Linked DNA regions of Homo sapiens: region 1 is linked to region 2. Evidence: chromatin loops called from intact Hi-C (ENCODE). Cell type or tissue: heart right ventricle. All regions are shown on one strand. Each heading gives the region's core, and the rest is flanking DNA. Links, peaks and the distances in the headings are about the cores only.

Region 1 (8,897 bases), core at 5,836-8,335, 51 kb after region 2:
CCCAGCTACTTGGGAGGCTGAGGCAGGAGAATCACTTGAACCTGGGAGGCGGAAGTTGCAGTGAGCTGAGATCATGCCACTGCACTCCAGCTTGGGCGACAGAATGGGACTTGTCTAAAAAAAAAAAAAAAAATTTATGGCCCATTTCTTCTAGTGACAGCTGGTCACATGGCCCCACCTTAATGCAAGGAAGTGAGAAATATTGTTTAGAAGGGCTCCACAGACATAGTAACTAATTAACCTCTCTGAGTCACACTATATCATGAGATGTTGAGAAGGTTAAAAGAGATAATATGTGTAGAATACTTAGGACAAGTCCTGGCTCATCGCCAAGGCCCAATGAATAATAGCTATTAAATGATTAAGCCTGTGAGATAGACAAGGCAGGGACTCCTACCTCCATTTGACTGTAGGGAAACAGAATCAGAGAGGTCAGGTGGTTTACTTAGGGTCACACAGCCAGGCATTTTGTGGAATTTGGCCTGCAACCTAGGGTTCCTGCCCCCAGGTCTGTTACTCCTTCTAGTCCCTTTTGTGGAAGTTTGCAGAGGGTTGATGCTGTGGGTGGGAGAGAACAAGCTTCTTGGTTACCTTTGACCCTCACAAGGGCAGAGTCCCTGGTGCCCTTTTATAGCCTGTGAGCCATTGGCCTTGACTCACAGCAGAGCCCCATTCCTCACTGTCAGCCTTCAGCTTACGGGCCATTAACTGCATCCCTCCTGGGGCTGGACCAGATGGGCCTCCTCACTCCACAATCCCTCACACACACACTTTCCCAGTGTGTGCCATCAGCACTTATTGAACCTGTGGGCCACTTGCTGTGTGACCTTAAACAAGTGCTGTTCTGGTTCCTATACAATGAAGGTCTTGGATTCAGTTACTTCTAGGGGTCCTGCCAGCCTGATGTCCTGTGGACCCACTCTGTCTGTGGATCCCCAGCCCCTTCTCACTTCTTAGCCTCAAGTCCATCGTGTGGCTTCTTAAATCCTAGCATTCCAAGAGATCCTGGGAGTCCCCTGGGCCAGCCTCAAGGCTGTATCAGAATCCCACAACACCCCCTAAGGTGTTCATCCAGCCCAAGCCCACACTCCAGGAATGGGGAGCTCATTTCATCCTAGGCACCCTTCCTATCTCAAGAAGGAAGTCCTTGAGTTAAGCTGAAGTCTGCTTTCCTCCCAGAAGGAAGGAAGTTTTGTTTTGTTTTTGTTGTTGTTTTGAGACAGGGTCTCGCTCTGTCACCCAGGCTGGAGTGCAGCGGCACTATCCCAGCTTACTGCAGCCTCAACCTCCAGGGCTTAAGCGATCCTCCCACCTCAGCCCCCCAAGTAGCTGGGACTGCAGATATGCACCACCATACCCAGCTAATGTTTGTTTTTTTTGTAGAGATGGGGTTTTGCCATGTTGCCCAGGCTGGTCTCCAGCTCCTGGACTCAAGCAGTCCACCTGCCTCAGCCTCCCAAAGTGCTGGGATTACAGGCATGAGCCCCATGCCTGGCCAGGAGGTTCTTGTGATTAAGCTGAGACCTGCTTCCCTCTAGGGAGCCTGACCCTATCCTTGAGTCCTGGACTCCCCCACATATATGCCCCTCTTTCCCTGTGGGTACGCCAAGAGCTTGAACCCCACTATGCTAAATGCTTTAGGTACCTTAGCCTTTTCTTTTCTTTTCTTTTTTTTTTTTTTTTGAGACGGAGTCTCGCTCTGTCGCCCAGGCTGGAGTCCAGTGGCACGATCTCGGCTCACTGCAAACTCCACCTCCTGGGTTCACACCATTCTCCTGCCTCAGCCTCCCGAGGAGCTGGGACTATGGGCACCTACCACCATGCCCGGCTAATTTTTTTGTATTTTTTTTTTAGTAGAGATGGGGTTTTACCGTGTTAGCCAGGAGGGTCTCGATTTCCTGACCTCATGATCTGCCCTCCTCGGCCTCCCAAAGTGCTGGGATTACAGGCGTGAACTACCGCACCTGTCCGCCTTAGCCTATTTAATCCTTACGACAATCCTGGAGATGTGGGTACTGTCATTAGCCCCACTCCACTGAAGCTCCAAGAGGTTTAGTAATTTCCTTACACTATGTAGTAGGGCCTGAGTCCTGCTCCTAGCTCATGTTGTCTGTCTTAGCAGTCCTGTCCCCAATGGAGCTAGTTTGGAAATGGGTCAAGGTGCTTTGAGTTACTGCAATGACTGGCATTCAGTGGGCTGAGCTAAACGATTTCATTACGGCCACCCATGGACACAAAGGCTGAAAAGGGGCCAGGAGAGAACATAGGGGACCTCCCTGATGAGGGCCAATCCTGCTAGGTCTTTACGGATAACTAAGAGTTCACCAAGTACCGAAGCCGAGGAGGACACTCCAGACAGAAGAATCCCCTTGAACAAAGGCTGGGAGGAGGTGGTGGGACTTGCCCAAGCCTTGAAAGGGTGGGCAAGCAGGTGGGGGCCCCTTAGGCACACAGGCCCCTCACCCCGTCTGTCTTTCCTTGTTTCCGCGGCCCAGACGGGGCAGTGGTGTGCATGCTCCAGTTCCCCAGCCCCAGCTGGTACTGGGACACGGTGACCAAGATCTGCGTGTTCCTCTTCGCCTTCGTGGTGCCCATCCTCATCATCACCGTGTGCTATGGCCTCATGCTGCTGCGCCTGCGCAGTGTGCGCCTGCTGTCGGGCTCCAAGGAGAAGGACCGCAGCCTGCGGCGCATCACGCGCATGGTGCTGGTGGTTGTGGGCGCCTTCGTGGTGTGTTGGGCGCCCATCCACATCTTCGTCATCGTCTGGACGCTGGTGGACATCGACCGGCGCGACCCGCTGGTGGTGGCTGCGCTGCACCTGTGCATCGCGCTGGGCTACGCCAATAGCAGCCTCAACCCCGTGCTCTACGCTTTCCTCGACGAGAACTTCAAGCGCTGCTTCCGCCAGCTCTGCCGCAAGCCCTGCGGCCGCCCAGACCCCAGCAGCTTCAGCCGCGCCCGCGAAGCCACGGCCCGCGAGCGTGTCACCGCCTGCACCCCGTCCGATGGTCCCGGCGGTGGCGCTGCCGCCTGACCAGGCCATCCGGCCCCCAGAGCGCCCCTCCCTAGTGACCCGGAGGCCACATGAGTCCCAGTGGGAGGCGCGAGCCATGATGTGGAGTGGGGCAGTAGAAGGTCGGAGGCTTGGGACCGCCAGATGGGGCCTCTGTTTCGGAGACGGGACCGGGCCGCTAGATGGGCATGGGGTGGGCCTCTGGTTTGGGGCGAGGCAGAGGACAGATCAATGGCGCAGTGCCTCTGGTCTGGGTGCCCCGTCCACGGCTCTAGGTGGGGCGGGAAAGCCAGTGACTCCAGGAGAGGAGCGGGACCTGTGGCTCTACAACTGAGTCCTTAAACAGGGCATCTCCAGGAAGGCGGGGCTTCAACCTTGAGACAGCTTCGGTTTCTAACTTGGAGCCGGACTTTCGGAGTTGGGGGTCCGGGCCCAGGACCCAGAAAGGGCAGTGGTGGGGACAGTTGCTTGAAAACTGAGCTGCAAGACTGGGCCTCTGTGTAGTAGGGAGGAGCCTCCTGTGAGGGGAGACCCAGAGACAGGACAGCTGGGTGTGGCTACAGCTGAAGATTTGGTCACCAGATAGGGCGCCTGTGCAAAGGGCCTGTGGCCTCATCTTTGGATACGGGATACAGTCCCAGCCCTGAGTTCTAGCAAGGGGCAAGGCTCGCTGAGGTCCAGGTCCGACTTGACACCTTTATAAATAGAATATAAAAGACTGAGGGGCCAGGCGTGGTGGCTCAAGCCTGTAATCCCAGCACTTTGGGAGGCCGAGGCAGGTGGATGGACATGAGCCCAGGAGTTCGAGACTAGTCTGGGCAACATGGGAGACCCTGTCGCTACAAAAAATACAAAATTAGCCAGGCATGGTGGTGTGTACCTGCAGGCCTAGCTCCTTGGAAGGTGAGAGGATCACTTGATCCCAGGAGTTTGAAGCTGCAGTGAGCTATGGTGGTGCCACTGCACTCCAGCCTGGGGGACAGAGTAAGACTCTGTCTCTCAAAAAGGAGAGAGAGGGAGAATGAGGGAAGAAGAGATAGGAAGAGAGAGAAACAGTATACCTTTTATCTCTTTGACAGGCATGTATTTCCTTGGAATGGGCAGGAATCCCTCAGAATCGGTGGCCACAGTGGGGCTTGGGACAGGACAGCAGAGCGGGGGGCAGCCACTCCAGGATAGGGTAATAAGACAGGACCTTGGTTGGAGTAGGGTCCCCAGAACTGAGTACTAATGGGGGCCCAGAGGCTTGGGAAGGAGAAGGCTTCCAAAACCAGTTCGAAAACCCAGACCCGGAGTGGACCTCCGTGCCAAGGGGTGGTGGTGGGTGGGTGGAGGAAGAGGTGGGCTCCTGCTTCAAGGTTAGGTCTTCCAGTGGAAGGTGGATGCTTTCTGTGAGTCCCCAGGGCCCTAGTTTCTCTGGCCCAGATACTGGAGGACAGAGGACCACCTACTTAGATCCCGTAGATGGTAAGTGGTGCCTGGGACTCTTGAGGGCGGGGGGCGGGGTATGAGAAGCATCAGTTCGCACTTGGTGCTGGGTCCTGGGCCCTGATAAGAACCTGGATGAAATCCTCTTCCATTCTCCCAACATCTGGCTGCATCCATGTGTCTGGTGTCAATGACTCCAGTGAACTGGAACTGCCCATATGGGGACCTGACCTTGAAGGAACTGGGGGGAGAAGCTTTTGTAACTGCAATGCCGGCATCAGTGTGTGTCCCCCTCTGCCTTTCCCCCCAGGCTCCCCAGGTCCCCCACCTGCTCCAGCCCAGCTGTCCCCTTCACGCTGCTGAGAGTGATATCCACCTGGAGTTGGGTGTAGAAGTTTTTCTTTTCATTGGTTCGGCATTTTATTCAGGCACTCCTGGATCTTTGCTTCCCAGAATATCAGTGTCTGTCCTTGTTCTCTGTACCTCCCCCGTGCCTCATCTCCTCTCCCTCCGCTGCTGTCCCCTCCCTCACCAACACTGCCTCAGTAATGCACCCCTGACTCCCTATTGAAGCAGTGTGCTGACATCCTTGTAAAAACAAATTTAATTTTCTTCCTTTTTTGGGACAGATGGAAAGAAATTGACGTCTTTGTCTCAAACAAAAGAAAAAAGAAAAAGAAACAATATACTTCTTTTCCCTTTGACAGCCATGTCTTTGGAACAAAAGCTGGGAGGCTGTCACTCCAGCAGGGACTGAATAGCATGCAGGGGGCTGGGGACTTAGGCACCAAGAGGGGCTTTGGGCACATTAGGGGGAAGGGATGCTCTCAGAGGGCAAAGCACAGCCCCCTTCTCAGGGTGAGGCTCCCAGCAGCCCCAGACCCGGGGATGTGCCTCCTTTGGGAAATGGCTACCCCGGGTCCTGGAAAGATGTGGGGCCATGCCCAGCACTCACATCCAGCCTGCCAAGCCATTGTGACCTGGGGTCCCAAGCCACCTAGATCACTCTCACTACCTTGTGACCACAGAGACCCCTGTGTCTGAGGGTGGGAGGTCGTCAGCATGGCAGGAGACACTTCTCCTCATCAGGGGTCCTCCTGTGAATGCTTTGGGGGTATGGCAGAAAAAGGGACAATCTAGGAACTGGGGAAGACTCCTGAAGGAGGTGACATTGGAGCCAGGCTGTTTACTCTCCCTGCAGGACCTGTGTCCCCTCCCAGGATAGGCCTGTTTCAAGGCTGCTTGAAGCCCACTCACTGCCATCTCCTGTGTCTGTAACAGATCTGGCTGTTTTTTGCCCCTTCTGATATGTAAATCTGTCCTGAGGTCAGCAGGGCCCGGGTCCGGACCACGTGTGTTTAAGGTAGTGCAAACTTGTATTGAAATCTACTTCATGCCAAGCATGCACTCTGGGCATCAGGACTCGGAATGAGTCAGCCTTGGCCCTGCCCTCAGAAAGCCTGAGCCAGTGTTGGGAGATAAAGCATCAACAGATGATTGCACCTCAGTGTGATGAGTGCGGTGACAGGGAGCCCCAGGGAGGGTGTCACAGGGAAGTGCCTTTTCTAGCTTTTCACTAAAACACATGTTTGTCGCAGTTCTGTAAGAGGTGGAAAAGGGTCGGGGACCCTGAAGGATGAATAGGAGTTGGCCACCAAAAAGAGGAAATAGCGTGTGCGGAGGCATGGGGATGTTTAAATGCTTGGCAAACCCAACAAGTTGGGTGCAGCTGGAGCATGGGGCTTAACTAAGCTCTTCTGTGTGCCAGGCTCTCTGCCAGGTGTCTTGTGTGCATCAGCCCACCTGATCCTCAGGACAGCCTGGTGAGGAAGTAGTGTTATCCCCATTGAGGACAAAGAGAGCTGAGGCTGAGAGAGGTCAGGCTACTTGCTCCTAAGTCACAGGGCCTGTTCGTAGTGGCAGAACTTGGGTCCCTGGAATTCCAGGGTCCATGTTTCCAGTTAATTCCAGGCATCAGTGAAGTAGAAAGGCCTTAGAAGCTGGAACCCCAGAATGAGGTTTTGAAGACCTAAAACCAAATGGAAAAATCTAAAGGAAACGAGCAATTTTCCATGAACTTTTGTTCCTCCTGAAGCTCTCCAAATCTTCACGTTTCAGAATGTACTGTGCATGGTGCATTTTAAAGCTCTAAATTGACAGTGTAATTCTAGATCGTCACAGGGTTCTCAAAACTGCAGAGTAGGTCTGTTTCCCCCAAAATTTCCATTTATCTCCCTCCAGGAGGAGGGAGGGAAGTTTTTGCCCCTGATTTCAAAATGTCCTACTGTTTCAGATCTCTTCTTCTTCATCATCTTTTTTTTTTTTTTTTCAGCCAGTGTCTTGCTCTGTTGCCCAGTCTGGAGTGCAAGTGCAGTGGTGCAGTCATAGCTCACTGCAGTCTCAAACTCCTGGGCTCAAGTGATCTTCCCACCTCAGCCTCCTGAGAATCTGGGACGACGGGTGTGTGACACCATGCCCAGCAATTTTATTTTTATTTTTATTCATTTATTTTGTTTGGGTTTTTTTTTTTCTGAGACAGGGTCTCCCTCTGTCGCATAGGCTGGAGTGCAGTGGCACCATCTCGGCTCATTGCAACCTCCGCCTCCTGGGTTCAAGTCATCCTCCCGCCTCAGCCTCCTGAGTAGCTGGGATTACAGGTGTGCACCACCATAACCCAGCTAATATTTTTATTTTTAGTAGAGACGGGGTTTCACCATTTGGCCAAACTGGTCTCGAACTCCTGACCTCAGGGGATCTGCCCGCCTCAGCTTCCCAAAGTGCTGGGATTACAGGCGTGAGCCACCAAGCCCGGCCAATTTTTTTTTTTTTCAATAGAGACCAGAGTGTCTCTGTGTTGCCCAGACTGGTCTTGAACTTCTGTCCTCAAGCAATTCTCCTGCCTTGGCCTCCCAAAGTACTGGGTTTACAGGTGTGAGCCACTGTGCCCAGCTCTCATACCTCGTCTTGATGCAGTAGAAGTAGTGGTTAAGCCTGGAATCAGATCTTGGTTTTCCCTCTCTGAGCCTCAGTTTCCTCATCTGTAGAGTAGACTTCCTTCACGGGTGGTTGTGAGGATTTAATGTATGTATAGGGATAAGGCCCAGAACGTAAGTAAACTCTAAGTACATGGTAAGTGGCAGTCACTGCTTACAAGTGGAGCCAGGGTTCAGGGTCAGAGCTAGAGACCTACAGGGAAGAGTAGGTGAGCTGTCGGGGCTAGTGATGGAGAGAGAGAAGAGACTGGAGATCCAGCTTGGGGATCCCCTTGCTTCCTGGCCCAGGAGCCACCATGGAGAGTGAGAAGCTGCCAGAGAAGCAGGAGGAGGATGGAGAGAATGTGCTACCATGGAAACTGGAGGAGGAGGGCGTTCCCAGGAGGAGGGAGTGATGGATAATGTCAAGTGTCATAAGAGAGGATGCGAGTAGGGAGGGCAGGAGGGTGATGGGAGCTCTCCAATTTAGTTTTTTACATGGCCCAGGCAGCCCCCAAGCCTGGATCAAATCCCAGCTCTCAAGCTAACTGGCTGTGTGACCTAGACAAGGGATTTGCCTTCTCTGAGCTTCAGTTTCCTTCTAGAGTTGAGATGTGGGAATTGGTCCATCTCTAATACGATCATCAGCCTCACTTAATAAGAGTCCTAGCTTTGCCGAATTCTTGGCCACGTGCTAGCAGTGTGATCTTAGGCAAGTCACTTCACCTCCACGAGAGCACTCTCTGAAAGCTAGAGATATGGTAAGCAAAGTGCCACCAAAGTGCCTGGCACATAGTGGGGCCTCGATACAGGCTTATTCTCTGATAATTACACGTGTGCCAGAGGCAGCTGCTCTAAGGAGGCTTGCTGGGCTTGGAATTAGAAATGCTCCTCAAGGGCTGGGTGCAGTGGCTCACGCCTGTAATCCTAGCACTTTGGGAGGCCAAGGCGGGTGGATCATGAGGTCAGGAGTTCAACACCAGCCTGACCAACATGGTGAAACCCTGTCTGTACTAAAAACACAAAAATTAGCCAGGCGTGGTGGCGTGCACCTGTAATCCCAGCTACTCAGGAGGCTGAGGCGGGAGAATCGCCTGAACCCAGGAAGCAGAGGTTACAGTGAGCCAAGATCTTGCCACTGTACTCCAGCCTGGGCGACAGAGCGAGACTCTGTCTGAAAAAAAAAAAAAATTAAAAAGAAATGCTCCTCAAGTTGGAGAGGGCCCACTAGCATCCTGAGAGGACTTGGAAGAACAACAGTCCAGGCTGGGCACCTGCTGGGTCTCTGTCCAAAGGCCAGCCCTCTCTTTGTGTCAGCCGCAGATCCCTCACCTAGGGCATGACTACTGGCTGCCAGCTCCCACTAACACCTGCTGCAGATCCAGACTGAAGCCGGCCCCAGCGGCCCCAAAGCCCCTAGGAAGTGACCACCCCCCATCCCTGGCACCCAGATCCTGGCCCCTGCACTCACACACAAAACA
Region 2 (8,897 bases), core at 3,599-6,098:
CTGAGCACTAAATCTGTAACATGGGGACAATAATAATAGAAGCTACACCAAAGTGTTGGTGCATGGATAAAGTGCTTATCACAGTGCCTGGAGCAAAGTAATGCTTGGTAGAATGTTCTGGAAAGGCTAGGCACCCCAAGAAGAAGGATGGCTCTAATCTGGAATGGTTAGGTCTTGGAAGGGGTGTGGCAAGGATGACTTAGCCAAGTGCCCCCCTTCTATCTGCTCGCACTGCAGCCAGAGTGCTCCTTAAGGTGGTCTTCAAGAGCCTGCCCACCACCTCATCGCCCCCTCACTTCCTGCCTTCTCCTCTTCCTGGCTTCCTTTCAGTCCCTCTGCTTCCTTTATCCGGAATCCTCTTCCCTTGTTACTTCCTTAAGTTAGTTCTTCCCCAAACTTCACACCTCACCTCAAGTGTCGTTTCCCCAGGGAAGCTGTCCTGACCCCTGGGTTTTGTAGACCCTGCCACTTTCTCAATTCGTACCTATATCTTAATGTCATTTTAGGGTTGCTCGCTCTCTCTCCTGCACTGGGCTGTAAGCCCCAGGAAGCAGAGGCTGCATCTGGTTTTGTGTACTAGAGGGTCCCCCCAAATACCCGGCTCTTCTATTAGGCACCCTCAGAATTTTTGTTGAGCGAATGAATGGGGTGCAAGAAAGGCACGGATAATATAGGTTATTTACGGAGCATGTAACTGTCCGCAGGGCACTGCTCTAAGCTCTTTGTTCGAATCATTTTATTCAATCTCCCCAACCACCCTCTGAGGGAGGTGGTACGATTTTCCTCATCTCACAGACAAAGAGAATGAAGCTGAGGGAGGTTAAGTGACTTACACAAGGTCACTCCGCCTGTTAGTGCAGGGGCGGGAGGCGGGATCCACACCCAGGTCCCTCTGACACCAAAGTGGCAAGGGGGTGGGAGGGGAGTCCAGGTTGGGACGGGGTCGCACTCGAGCCGGCGGAGCATCCCTAGGGAGGGGGCGGGAGGCCTCCCCTGCCCAGCTCCGAGCCGGTGGTGCAGCGTCCGCCCCCGGTCGCGGGCGCAGACTGGCGGCCGCCTCCGGGCCACGTGGTGCGCGCGGCGGGCGCGTCCGAGGAGCCTGCGGCTGCTCCTGGCTCACAGCGCTCCGGGCGAGGAGAGCGGGCGGACGCCGGGGGCTGGGCCGGTGCGGGCGGCGAGGCAGGCGGACGAGGCGCAGAGACAGCGGGGCGGCCGGGGCGCGGCAGCCGGCGGCGTCGGGGCCGCGGCCTCTGCCTTGCCGCTCCCCTCGCGTCGGATCCCCGCGCCCAGGGCGCACGGTGGAGAGGGACGCGGCGGAGCCGGCCGGCAGCCATGGAACCGGCCCCCTCCGCCGGCGCCGAGCTGCAGCCCCCGCTCTTCGCCAACGCCTCGGACGCCTACCCTAGCGCCTGCCCCAGCGCTGGCGCCAATGCGTCGGGGCCGCCAGGCGCGCGGAGCGCCTCGTCCCTCGCCCTGGCAATCGCCATCACCGCGCTCTACTCGGCCGTGTGCGCCGTGGGGCTGCTGGGCAACGTGCTTGTCATGTTCGGCATCGTCCGGTGAGTCCGCTGCGGGCCGGCGCCGCAGGGCTGGAGCCCGGGGTGAGGGTGGGGATCACGAACTTGAGACCCCAAGCCCGTTCCCTGGACTCCCCGCGCCTCCGCATTTCCTGCAGGGGCACCTGGGGCCCAGCGAGAGGCGAGGCCACTTACATCGAGGGGAACACAGGAATGTGTGTCATCGTGTGTATGTGTGTGTGTGGTGCGGGGGGGGGAGTGCGCCGCGGTTGACTAAATTACATTTGATCATCTGTTGGCATCCCCTTGCTTCTTTGTGGGACAGTTTGGCGTCAGTTTGTGTGTCTGTCACAGTTTGTGAGTGGATGGTTGTGACAGTACAACTGTATGTTTGGACGTCGGAAACATGCCCATGGGGTGGGCAGAGCTGCTCTGAGGTGCCGCGGGCCTTTGGGGAGACCGGTGTGAGGGCACCGTGCAGGCAGGGCGGACAGGAGGGTGCTGGGTGTCAGCACCTCGCCGTGGGGCCCTTACCAAGTCATATTTGGTGCTCATCTGTTGGTGTGAGCTTGTCCCTAACGGTCAGTTTGTGATTCTGTCTGAATGTAACAATGTGACTGTTGTTTCTTGTCAAGCTCTTGAAACCCCGAGGGCGGCAGAGCATCCGGAGTGGCCGTCGTCCCTGTGTTTGTGCAGCTGTGTGTGCCTTTGCCAGTGATTCCTGGATAACATGGGCGACAGCTGTGGGCCGCCAACCGGTTCTCTGTTCCCTTCGCCAGTGCCCATCTGGTCAGGAATTCTGAATAGGATTCAGAGAAGACTCACGCCCTCCTCACAAATGCCCTCTCCCATTTTCTCTTTGCCTCCTCTAACAGTCTTTTCTTCTGCCAGAGGCAGCAGAGGTTGGTCTGGGCGGGAGTGGATTTTGAGTTTTCATCCCAGGAAGTGAGGTGCTCTTCTTGGAGTTTATGGAGAGTGCTGGGACCTTCTCAGAGAGCCTAAGACGTCAGCTTGCCCCAGAAGTAGCCCTCCTGATACAGCCCCACAAGCTCAGACATGGCCAGTAAGGGTTGAGAGGAAAATTTCCATCTTTAAAACAACAAAGATGCCCTCGTATTTGCTGTTAGTTGAAAATGGGTCCTTCATGCTGGTGGACCAAGGACATGGCCCTAAACCTCTCTGGGCTGTGGGTGCCACCATGCAGGGCATAGGTCAGGTCGTGGACTCAGAGGTTAGAGAGATGAACTGTAGTCTCAGCCTAGTCATGGATGCCCAGGCATCATTCTTCCTGCCCTGCCTCCCATCCGCCTCAGTTTCCCTGTTCGAAGAATACAGACCTAATCTCCTCAATTGGAAAGTATGAATTCCAGGGTATGGGGTCTCTGCAGCGCAGAACGTGGTGTGTTGGAGCATGGGATGAGGTGTGTGGGTGTCAGTGGGCTTCGGCATTGATGATCTCTGGGAGATCTTTGCTCCTCCAGAAAGAGTGGCGGGTACAAGAATTTCCTGTGCTTTCCATGACTCATCACAAGCAACAGTGGGAGAATTCCCCCCAAGCACAGGCGGGACTGATCTTTACTTTGTGTCTTTGTCAGTGATTCTCCCCACTTCGCAGGCTTCGAGGCAGGCCGGCCTGGTATGAATCCCTGCTCTGCCACGAACTGGCTCTGTGACTTGGATGAATCACTTAGCCTCTTTGAGCCTCAGTTTCTTCATCTGTAGAATGACGTAATGATAAATCTTCTTCCACAGGGTTGTTGTGAGGTGTCAGTGAGAGAGCACATAACGCACTGGCCTGGCGCCTGGACCCAGTAAATGGACGCTGTCTGTATAGCGAGGCGGAGGGATTTTCTAGATCCTGTAGAATCTGACTAAAGAAGGGAGCTTGAGGGAGGTGCTTGTCCTAAGGTGGGCCTGAGAGTAGCTGTGATTCTGAGAGCTCCGGATTCCTGGCACCTGCCCTGTCTAGGGGAGCTCCAGGTGCCCAAGTCTGGAAAAAGCCGAGCGTCGGTGTGTTCAGTCTCATTTCCAACCTTTTCCCCGGGGCCTCTGGCTGGTTGGCTGACTGAGCACAGCTTCCCCACTACCACTGAGCAAGGGGAGGGGACTCCCACTGCTGAGGGTCCACTGTGGGGAGGCTCTGGGCTCAGCCTGCTAGGGGCATTCCCACACAGCCTTCCCGGAATCGCATTGCCAAGTGTACGCAAGCAGCTTAGTGGGCCCCTAGGGGTCCCCATGTTGCCAAGACATTTCGCTGGTCAACCATTTATGTGAAAATTGTATCTCTGGGTCTGAATGATTGAATCCTCACCTTCAATCCTATGGGACAGGCATTAGAATCATCATCAGTACCCGCATCCTGCAGATAAAATGAGGAATCTGCAGCTCAGAGACAGGCAAGGTGACTTGTTCTCGGAGGGTACCACAGTTGGCACCAGGCCCAGAGCTAGAACCTTAGTCTGTGACTTAAGTCCAAAACTTTTCTCCAGAGTTGCCTGGGGTAGAGGACAGTCAAAGCATTGTCTGGAAGGAGGGTGGCAGAATTCTGTCCCTCCTCTTTTATTTTTGAGACAAGATTTCTCTCTGTTGCCCAGGCTGGAGCGTCGCAATCACAGCTCACTGCAACCTCGACCTCCTGGGCTTAATGCGATCCTCCCACCTCAGGCTCCTGGGTAGCTGGGACTACAGGCACACGCCATGCTAACTTTAGTTTTTTTTGCAGAGACAGGGTTTTGCCATGTTGCCTAGGCTGGTGTCAAACTTCTGAGCTCAAGCAGTCCACCCGCCTCGGCCTCCCAAAGTGCTGGGATTACGGGCGGAGCCATGGTGCCCGGCTGTGTCCCTCCTCTTGTCTTAGAGTCCTCAGAGAGCAGAGACCTGGGGACTATGCTCCTCTGCGTTTTTCAGCCTGTGCATTTTAGGCTGCTGTCCTTTGGGGAGGCTGAATGATAAGGGCTGGCGCTCAGTCCTTCCCCAGTGAACAGTGAACGAGAGTCTGAGGGCAGGGCAGCTGCCTGGGTCTTGGCTTCTGCTGGAAACACCCCAAGGGCAGTGGGGAGAGCGCAGCCCGGGCTGGAGAAGGGACCCTGCTCCCCTGAAGGGCTCCTCGAGCTGCGCTCCATCTGCGGTTTCCTGGCAGCCCAAGCAGGGCCTGCCACAACCAGTACATGAGCCGGCTGCTGGGTTGAGTGAATGAGTGGTTGAATGAGTGAATTCTGCCTGTCAGTCCTGAGCTTAGGCAGCATGTGGGGGGTGGGGAGCAGGTGTGCAAGGGAAGATTCAGAGACCCTTGGGGAAGGAAAGCCGGGTGGTGTAGTGGGCAGAGCTGTGGCTCTGGACCAGACATATCTGAGTTCAAAGCCACTTACTTGCTGTGTACTCGGGCTAGTGACGAGCTGTCTGAAGCTCTTCTCATTAAAGTGGGAACACCAACAGCGCCTCCAGGGTGGGGGTGAGGATTAAGTGGCATAATGTGTGATATCTGAGCCTTTTAGACCCTAAGCTCTTTGAGAACATGAGGGGCTCTGTGTGAAGGACTGAAAAGAATTAACTCATTCTACAACATTCTACATGCTCTGTGCTAAATGCCAAGAAAAAAACCACACCGTGCTCCAGACCTTCCGGAGCTTAGGGTCTGGTGGGAGACAGACATTCGTCAGCCAGTCATCCAATAAACTGAAGTTTGTAGCTGTGGTAGGGGCTATCTGTGAAAGTATGTGGGGGATTTGGGAGCCCATGATGGGGGCAGGGGAGGGTCTCAGCTGGGCGGAGAGATCAGAGAAGCCTCTGCAGAGCTAAAGGACGAGGAGGGGAAACTGAGTCAAAAGCTGAGGGAGGAGCTGTGGCTGGGAAGCAGGATGCTGATGAGGGCCTGAACGTAAGAACCAGGAATCTCAGAATTCCAGGTCAGAAGCATCCTCCATCCTGCAGGCCCCACACTCTGTCCTCTCTCCCCTCCAAGAAGCTACCTGAGAAGCTGTCTCATCCTGGGGGCCTGAGAGGGGCCTCTGGGAATTGTGCTTTTAGCAAACAGCCTGTGGCTGGAGGGAATGAGGCTTCCATGAAGCGTGAGCAGGACTTCTGTGGACAGGTGGTCCCAAGGCAGAGCATCACCCCCTCCTCCTGCATGTGGGATTGGCCAGCACGATGACTCGTGCTGGCCATGGGGATGCCCTGGTCCTCAGAGCAGACACCGGACAACCCCTTCCTCCGGGCAGAGTCAGTGTCCTCTGCAGGGCTGGCATCTCAGAGACTTCCCATGGGCAGCCCACTGGGTAGGTGTGGTGTGATGGGCTTAGCAGGCCCCTCACCTGTGGCAGGTGACCCCCTCTTCCTCCCGCCTGGCCCAGATCCTGGGTGGCCCGACCCAGAACCTGGGCAAGAGGAGTCAGTGCTTTCCTACCTGGCCTCCTGTCTGTTCCACAGCCTTCTCTGTTTCCCTGCCTCCTCTGCGCCCCGAGCTAGGTTTCAGCAGGTTTGTACCCTCGCAGCATGCCCTGCCTCCTGCCAGCCCCGGCCAGCCTCCATGAGACGCCTTCAGCCTGTGTGCTTCTCTGCCCCTTGATCTCACCTCAGCCCATGTCTCTTCTGATTTGTCTCCTTGTATCAAATGCTGGCTCTGCTACTTACTAAGAGCTTTAGCAAGCCGGATCGCCTCACTGCACCTGTCTTCATCGGGAAGATGTGGGTAATAGTACTATCTCATAGGTACCTTTGTCCTCAGGATTAGATGAGATGATGTTGGCAAAGCACCGCGTTTTCCCTCCTATCTGAGGTGACTGCAGCACCCAGCAGGGAGGGGAGTTGGGCCAGGCAGGTGGGCTGTGGCAGGGTCGGGATAGGTGAATGAAGGGTTCTGGTTATTTCTTCAGTCTCCTGCCGAGGTTCCAGAAGCTGCTGGGGAAAATGCTGAAGTGTCTTCTTAGCAGAATTTGTAGCACTGAATCTGTGTCCTGTTTTTGGAAGCCCCTTGGCTTCTTGTCTCCCTCCCCTCTCTTGGGGTCTGGACCCAGGGCCTCTGGGCCAGGAGAGATTCCAGTGAGATGACACAGTGCAGTGGTAAAGGTTGTGACTAGAGGTCAGGGAGCGCCTGGTCTCTATCCATGTCCCAGAGGTGTGGCTTTGGGCAAAAACAGCTTAACTTCCCTTTTTTTTTGGATGGAGTCTCACTGTGTTGCCCAGGCTGGAGTGCAGTGGTGTGATCTCGGCTCACTGCAACCTCTGCCTCCCTGGTTCAAGGGATTCTCGTGCCTCAGCCTCCCCAGTAGCTAGGATTACAGGCGCTCGCCACCACGCCCAACTAGTTTTTGTGTTTTTAGTAGAGATGGGCGGGGCGGGGGGGGGGTTTCACCATGTTGGCCAGGCTGGTCTCGAACTCCTGACCTCAAGTGATCCGCCAGCCTTGGCCTCCCAAAGTGCTGGGATTATAGGCGTGAGCCGCTGCGCCTGGCTCATTTTATCATTTAAAAAATTGGGGCGATATGACAGGTTATTGGGAGGACTCAAAGAGATCGAGCATGGAAAGGCTGTAGCATAGCACCTGGCATGCCCTGCGCTGTGGTTTCCTGCAGTGGCTGCAGGTGGGCAGAGTGCAGGTGGGCTGTTGAGGCCTGGTCGTCTATGTTTTCCACCTTTGGCCCTTTCCCATGTCCTGCATTGCCTGCACGTGTACTCAGTCAGTAAAGCATTTGCTGATGCTGACCCATGCCAGGCCTGTCCAGCCTCAGCTCTCACTGCCCAGACCCACAGCTTAAACCTCCATACGCCCCCTGGCTCCTAACACAGCTATGTCCCATGCCACCCCCTGGTTAGTTGCAACTCCACAGACAAGTGCAGCTCCCTGGAACTATGGGAGTCCAGGGAGTCTCCAGACCCAGCCAGAGGAGGGGATGCCTGTGCATCATGGAGGGGAGCAGCAGTTGGCTCCCTGGAGAGGTGTGAGTGGAGCATTCCAGATAGAGGGAACCACAGGAGCAATGATTCACCAATTCACCGAGGCTGAGACGAGAGTGTTGGGGACCAGGGTGGCTGTGAGGATGGAGAGGCTGCAGGGACAAAAGCAGGAAAGGCGTCGTAAGCAGGTGTCCTTCTTACCATAGTGTCAAAAGCACCTGCTAGGTGCTGAGCTTGGCTGGGCTCGGGAGCCACCCATGATTCCTGAGGAGATACACCTGGTAGAGTAGCCCCAGGTAATTGGAGGCAGGTGTTCTCATGGGGATGGTGAGAGGGAGGGCTGAGGAGAGGCCTGGAGGCAGGCCCAGCATGACTGTGTGAGGAGCCAGAGGCCGTGCTGAGGTTCTAGTCTGGATGTGGGAGCTGAGGCTGGACAGGTCCTCAGGGGTCCCATGGTAAGGTTGGCGTGCTGGGAAATGAGGAAGCTTTGGGTCACAGGCCATGGGGAGGGGGATTTTGGAGCAATCTGTGCAGAATGGTCTTCAAGAGAATGAATTTGGTGTGGGGGTGAGGGGTGGATTGGATGGGGAGGGGCTCAATGTGGGGAGACTAGAGAGGGTGGCTCAGGGCAATGAAAAGAGAGCCATGTGACCTTGGATGGGGCCATTAAAACCCTGTGCTCAGCTGTCCCCTTTCTGAAATGGAGTGCTGTTGGACCTAACAAGAAGGCAGGAAGCTGTGCATGGTGGTGCATGCCTGTAATCTCAGCTATTCAAGAGGCTAAGATGTTGATCAGACTGGACAACATAGCAAGACCCCATTTCAAAAAAAAAAGGAAGGAGGCAGCAGGAGGAGGCTGGGCTAGATGACTTCTGGTGAGGCTGAGCAGAGAGAACAAGCAGCAGCCCTGGCTGCTGTTCCTGCTGCATCTCTTGGTCTTGCCTGGAGCCTGCTTCTTCCTGGGTCTTGGGTTCATTCCCTGGGGAGTGTGTGTGACTTACAGACGCACTGCGGTGGGTCCATAGGAGTCACTGAGAACACTGAAAAGCCTCTTCCTAAGCTTCTGCCACATGCCAGAGGCTTCTGGATCCAGAGGCCATATTGAGGTTGAAGTATGCAAGCTGCACCACAGCCCTGTGATGGGGGCTTTCTGTTCTCATTTGCAAATGGGGACAAGAAGGCTCAGAGGGAGCGAGTGCCTCTCACAGCAAGAGAGGGGTGGAGTCGAGATTCCAACCCAGGCCTCTCTGACTCCAAAATCACTCCATGTTTCCATCTGCTGCTGCTGTCCATGACATGGCGGAATGGAGGCGAGTGCTGGGGACGTCTAGGTAGAGAAGCGAGGAATGGGGATGGGGTAGAGGGTAGATTGCTGTCTGCAAATCTCTGAGGCCTCTGCATGGGGTGGCAGCAGTTGAGAGCCTGGGCATTGGAGCCAGACTGACCTGGAATTACATCCCAGCGGTGCCATTTACTAAGAGAGTGAGC

What was found. Peaks named below come from ENCODE experiments on the same cell type or tissue, not always from the same donor. Only the 100,000 strongest peaks of a DNase experiment are listed, where the experiment ranks them.
Region 1: it touches region 2 in a loop (2.8-fold over the local background); 7 of 110 quality-filtered maps call a loop at or near these places.

The regions. Positions count from the first base shown.
Region 1 is chr1:28,860,247-28,869,143 of GRCh38, forward strand. It overlaps OPRD1 (opioid receptor delta 1), which reads left to right. Exons shown (of 3, transcript NM_000911.4): 3 at 2,496-8,897. The coding sequence ends at 3,037. Among named protein-coding and RNA genes, the nearest start is that of EPB41, 50 kb to the right of the region's middle. In heart right ventricle, for the core only: no CTCF peak of the experiment used is centred there; no DNase peak of the experiment used is centred there; H3K27me3 peaks cover 723 bases.
Region 2 is chr1:28,811,052-28,819,948 of GRCh38, forward strand. OPRD1 (opioid receptor delta 1) reads left to right here and starts at 1,119. Exons shown (of 3, transcript NM_000911.4): 1 at 1,119-1,559. The coding sequence starts at 1,333. RefSeq lists an enhancer at 4,056-4,557. In heart right ventricle, for the core only: no CTCF peak of the experiment used is centred there; a DNase peak (open chromatin) is centred at 4,752; H3K27me3 peaks cover 2,500 bases.